Linked DNA regions of Homo sapiens: region 2 is linked to region 1. Evidence: chromatin contacts called from ENCODE Hi-C or POLR2A ChIA-PET data. All regions are on one chromosome and are shown on one strand. The core of a region is the stretch at or near the end of the contact, and the rest is flanking DNA. Distances in the headings are between cores, read along the strand shown. Region 1 holds the start of CTXND1 (cortexin domain containing 1). Region 2 holds the start of ARNT2 (aryl hydrocarbon receptor nuclear translocator 2).

What was found. A loop is a pair of places that touch in the nucleus more often than their neighbours do. ChIA-PET counts read pairs that join two places held with the same protein, here RNA polymerase II (POLR2A). Pooled maps may share reads with other maps.
Region 2: a map of posterior cingulate gyrus shows a loop between it and region 1 (23-fold over the local background). The contact joins the promoter of ARNT2 here to the promoter of CTXND1 in region 1. A Hi-C loop is called at or near these places in 1 of 168 maps with a recorded cell type or tissue (posterior cingulate gyrus) and 1 of 50 pooled maps. POLR2A ChIA-PET finds 5 or more read pairs at or near these places in 1 of 52 experiments (H1).

What each region holds. Positions count from the first base shown.
Region 1 is chr15:80,250,777-80,253,594 of GRCh38, reverse strand. It overlaps CTXND1 (cortexin domain containing 1), which reads left to right and starts at 1,382. Exons shown (of 3, transcript NM_001352888.2): 1 at 1,382-1,588.
Region 2 is chr15:80,403,023-80,405,840 of GRCh38, reverse strand. It overlaps ARNT2 (aryl hydrocarbon receptor nuclear translocator 2), which reads right to left and starts at 1,459. Exons shown (of 19, transcript NM_014862.4): 1 at 1,295-1,459. The coding sequence starts at 1,325. It overlaps ARNT2-DT (ARNT2 divergent transcript), which reads left to right and starts at 1,645. Exons shown (of 6, transcript NR_184070.1): 1 at 1,645-1,850; 2 at 2,256-2,339. RefSeq lists an enhancer at 1,528-2,028.

The DNA.
Region 1 (2,818 bases), core at 133-2,632:
CACAGTTTCTCATGTACTTCTAATTCTGGGCTCTTCATCCCATTCCATTGAACAGTCATGTCCGGACCAGTAATGTGCTGGTTTTTGCCTTGTGACAGAGGCGGTGTCGTGTGATGGGGTTGAAGCACATAGATGCATAGTTTTTGCAGGCAGAACGCCTGCATCAAACCCCTGATCCCCTACTCCTACTTGTGTGACCTTACACAAAAGTGTAAGTGTGATACTTACACTTTTGGGCTTCCATTTCCTATCTGAAAATGGCAGCAGTATCAGTACCTGCATCATAGCTTGTTGTGATGAATAAAATGCATTAATCCACGTAGAGCACTTCCTTAAATAGTAAGCACTCAAACAATGTATTTTATTTATTCATTTATTCATTTATGCATGCAAGCATTTCTTCATTTTAATATCCAGCAGGGCTAGCTTCCCTTATGCTCTTCCTTATCAACATTTTGTTGCCTGGTCTCTTTATTCTTCCACATGACACTGAGAATCATGTCAAGTTAAAAAGAAAATTCTACTTGGAATTTGATAGAGATGGCATTGAATTGACAGATAAAGAGGACATGATGGGATTACAGTGTTTACTTCTTCTTGCCCAAGAATAAGGCGTGCGTCATAATAGATTCAAGTCTTCTCTAGTCCCCTAGTAGAGAAGGTTGTTTTTTTTTTTTTTTCTTTCACATTTCATGATAAGTTTATTTTTCCTAGCTACTGTGGCTTGGCTATTAGTGAGAATGGGATTTTTTATTTGCCTTTCAAAATGGTTAGTAAGTGCACAAGAACACCGTTAATTTGGTATGTTTATTTTGTAGCCTGCCAATTCCTTGGAAAGGCTATTATTTCAACAATCTTCAGTTTGCACTTTCCAACTACACAATCACATCCGCTGCAAACAGTAATCATTTTTCTCCCGCTTCACATATATATAATATATATACATATATACACACATATAGAATATATATTTTTTTAACAAAGGCACAACTTCAGTATTTTTACACCTTATTTCCTTCTCTTGTCTGATTGCATTGACCAGACGTCCCAAACCGGCCCCCTGCTCTTGCCCCTAACTTTAATGGAAATGTTTGGCTTGCTATGAAGCATACTGCAGGAGAAGGCTTTGAGAGGGTTTTGCTGTCGTTGTTGTTTGGGGGGATTTTTTTTTTTAACTGTAAAGAGAATATCTGAAGAAAATGCATTTGAAGAGCATATTGGAATAGCCCAGATTGGTTTGTGCGCCTGCAAGGAGCTCTTGGGCCCCCTCCCCTCGCTGCCAACGCTCTGCCCCGGGGGCTGAAGTTTCTCTCTGCGTTTCCGCTTGAACAGCGTCCAGCTGCCTCGCCTTTAAAATGCCAGGACGGCCGCGGCTCCGCTCAGAGCCCCCTCTCGGCTGCTGGCCCGGGCTCGCCCGCGCCGCTGGGGGCTCTGACTCCTGCCGAGCCGGGCCTGGGCAGCGCCCCCCGCGCCCCGCGAGCCCGCGCCCCCGTCACCGGGAAACGCCGTAGCCGGCGATCCGCGGTCGCCCTGGGCTCGGCGCCGGCCCAGCCAGGACCCCGGGAGCGCACGGGACGGGCCTCGCCAGGTAAGGACCGCGGGAGCATCCCGGGACCCGCTGCCGCGGCGCCTGCGGGGCTGGAGCACAGCATTGTCGGTGCCGCCGGGGCGTCGCGCGGGTCACCGGCCGCAGGCGGAGGATCTGCTCGCTGAAGTCGGGCCGAGCCCTGCCGCGGCGGCGAGGAGACCCGCGTGGACACTGGGACCGATCCCCTCCTCGGCGGCACTGCGCCCGGGGCGCGCCTCGGTCGGCGGGGAGGGCCGGACCCGCGCGGCAGGGGACAGCAGCCTCGGTGGGAGCCGCACGGGAGCCGCGTCGCAGCGGCCCGAGTTCCACTGCGGGGCTCGGGGCTCAGAAACCGGGAGAGTGTGGTGCTGTGCTCAGGCACCCTCGCTGTTCTGAGCCTCACCTCCCCATTCGGGGATCCTCGGCCTCTCTGCCATTGAGGGGTTTGGGGAGTGTGAGTTGAAACTGAATCAAAGTTAGAAAGTCCTTCTCGTCACGTTCAGTGCCTAAAATTCCCTCTCCTGTGGCTGACAGTCACATAGAACAGATTTTTTCTCAATGTAACTGATGAAGGTCAGCACGGATGTAACTTCTGGGGAAAGTTCTGCTGGTGGCAGCCTTTCTAAAGAAATGTCAAGTCTCCGTTGGATTTTGTTCTCATCTGTGGCAAAAACCCTAATCCACGCTTTCATATATTTTTCCGTATCAGTGGAGGCGTAGACCTATCCTGGGTTCTAATGTTTTGGGGAATGTATTATGGAGCCGAATTTGGTAAGAGTCTCCGTGCCCGCAGCAAAAGTTCTGGAAAAGAACCTGTTAGAAAATCCAAGCTGATGCACCGCCTCACCAGGCGTGCAATAGGGCCACAGTGGCCTGTCAGGATGTGGCTCGGGACCCAGGAAAAAAGCTCCATCGAAGCCTGTGCTGCCTTCGTGGGGAGAAGTTCCATTCTAACCCACTCGTGCATCCGCCGGCAGGTTCTTCTCAGTTCTCCTCTGATTCTAATCAGAGGATTCGAGTTTCTGGATTAACACTGTGATACAATCTTACCCTTTTCCATAAAATATGTATCCAGTGAACTAGGGGATCTAGTTCCGAGGGTCTGGAGTTGAAGTCTTCTATACTTCCCTCACCCTCATTAAGCCACATCTTGAGAGGAATTGTAATAATCTGATCTGTGGTCTTTGCGAACCTGCAAAGTGTGTGTAAGACCTCATAAAGCCAAACATTCAAGGCTTTAAAGGTGATTTA
Region 2 (2,818 bases), core at 210-2,709, 150 kb before region 1:
TCCCTTAATGTGGAGAGAGAAAGTCCATACTCCTCAGTCTGTCCTTTAAAGCCTGGTCACATCCAAACAACTCAGTGTTAAATCCCACTGCTGCCTCTTATATCCCCAGTGCACCAACTACTCACTGACCTCTGCACTTGCTTAGAGCAAGTCCACTGTTACTTACGCCTGCAATGCCCCTCTGCTACTGGCTCTGTATATTCAAACATTCCCGTTTTCAAGGTTCAGCCGAAATGTCCAATCTCCAGAAGCCTTCCCTGGCCGCCTTAGATGAAAGGGATCTTTCATTCCTAATTCTATGATGAGAGACACTTTTCTTTGCTAGGCATTGCTGTTCCTCCCCCGACCCTCCCTATCTCCAACACATGACCTCCCTCTGCTGGGAATTTCCTGGGGGCCGCCCTCTGTGACTCTCCCTGCATCTTCCACAGGGACCCAGCAACCTGCCGTGCCCACAGCAGCCTCTGCACAACACCCAAAAGTTTGTACTAGCTTAGATGTTCACGTTTCTCTTCTCCCACACCCTGCTCATCAGGTAGGGAACTTTCCCAGTGAAAACGGAACTTCCCTACTACAATACCAAAACAAGTCAATGTTGCCACTTGATCAAGAACTCTTCCATTTTTGAAATATTTCCTAATGAGCTCAGTTGTCACAGACTGCACCCTGGGGACAGGTCAGACCAGAAAGCAGAGGATGTCACCTGGGCAGGACCAGGGCTGCTCCACGCTGGTGACCACAGGCTGGGTGTTTTGTGCCCCCGGAGGGTTAGGACACACAGCAGCCAGTCGCAAAGGGCGCAAAGGACCAGCGCTTAGTGGGCGGGGCGGGCAGGGGAGAGTCCCGGGAGTTGTACCCTGTTGAATCCCAGCTCCAAACTTTTCCCTCCGTCAGCGCGGAGCCCTCCACCAGCCAGGACTGGCTGACGCCGTGATGCCACAAAAGCCGGGACCGGAAGAGAAAAATGCGTGGGATGGGGAAGGCAAAGGCGGTTATTTTCAGAACTTCGGGGGCTCCCGGGCCTGCCCTTCGGGTTCCCGAGGATGCGAGGCCAGCGTCCGGCCGCCCGCGGGTCCGGACCGGCGCCTGCCCGGGACCGGATGGGCAGCGATTGGGATGCAGATGCCGCTCTGGTGCTGATGCTGCGGCTGCCGCGTAGTGACAGCCGCTCCACCACCCACCGCGCCGAGCTGCGGCTCCGCGCCCCCGGGGGCGCCCGGCGCGCCTGGTCCGCTCCGGCCCCGGGCAAGGCCTGCGGGCTGCGGCGGGCGGCGGGGCCCAGGCCGCTACTCACCCGGAGGGTTGACCGCCGCCGGGGTTGCCATCTTGCTCGGAGAGGATAGGCGCCCGCTTGGCAGGGGCGCGGGAGGGGCGGCGCGGAGCCCGGCGCTCAGCCCCGGGGACCCGGTCAGGCCCAGGCGCCGCCGCCGCCACACAAAGGACGGCGCGGGCGGGCGGCGCTCCCTCCGCTCTCCCCGCCGCCGCGGCCGCTCGCCGTCCCCGCCTTTCTCTCCTCCTCCTCCCCCTCCTCGGCCTCCTCCTCCCGGTTCAGCCTTTGTCGCGCGGCGGGGGGCGCCCGGCCCGCGGCTCCCCGGTCAGAGCGGTAGCACCGCGAGACTTGGGGCTGCGGACGGCGGGACCCCCAAGTTGGGCGCCGGCGACTGGCGGGGGCAGAGGGCCGGGCGCTCCCTCGGGCTCGCGCAGGTGCTCGGGCCTGGCCGGGCTGGGACCGCAGGCGCCTCTCCCGCGCTCGCCTAGCCCGGGCTGCCCCCGCACGCCCACGCCCCAGGTGTCCGGGCGCGCTTTACCCAGGGGCGCCGTGCCCAGGCCAGGAGGCCAGGGCGGAGCGGGTGAGGGAGAAGCCCATTTAGATTCAGAGGGAAGCCGGTCCTGGGAGACGGCCGCGAGGAACAAAGGCGCCCCAGTGCTGCCCACTTAGCATGCCAGAGCCGCGCTGCTCGGCTCCCAGGCCGGGGACACGGCCCGGTGTTAAGCGGAGGGTGCCCGACCGCGGGAATTCCTAAGGCCACGCGCACCTCCAAGGCCACCGCCGCACACAGCTTCGGAGTGCACAGTGCACACGCCCAGGCACAGGCAGCCGGCCCGAGAAATTGTGAATGTCTTGGCTTTGAGTAAGGCGCTCATCTCTACCCTCCTTCCATAATGACTGCCGTTGATTATTACTTGAGGGCGCTGCAAGGGCCTTATTTACACCACCAAGTTGAGAATTTAAAAAGATTTTTTTTTTTAAATAGGTTTATCTGCGTATCCTGGCGAAGTTTGGATGCAGAGAACTTGGAGCTGTTGTTTTCTACCAGACACTAGGATCCCTGAGAGAGGTAATGGCCCCTAGGAAGGACACGTCACCATCGGGGTCCCCTGTAAAGGTTAAATGGAAGAATAAAGACATCCCAGGTGAACGCTGAGAAGGGCAAGTTGGTCCCTAAACGCAGATAATGTTTGCAGAGACATCAAACTGTCTTAAATCCTTCCAAGGAAGCATTTTCTGGAGGGCAGAAAATTTGGGATGTATGTTCAAATAAGCATTTTCTTCGGGGAGTATTTGTCACTACTAATCTAATAGTCTATCAGTTCTACAAATGTTGAATGTCTGCTGTGTGCCAGGCACAAAGCCAGGTGTTGGGCCTACCATGGAAAGGAAGAAACAGGAGCTCTGTTCTTCTGGTTTGGGGGGTAGAGTGGGGAAGAGTGAAACAAAGTATCTGCACTCAAGAAGCACACAGCTCCCTTGGGGGCTTAGGGCAGAAGCCCTGAAATTGGCATCTCCAGCCTGTAGTCACTAATGAATGAATGAGGG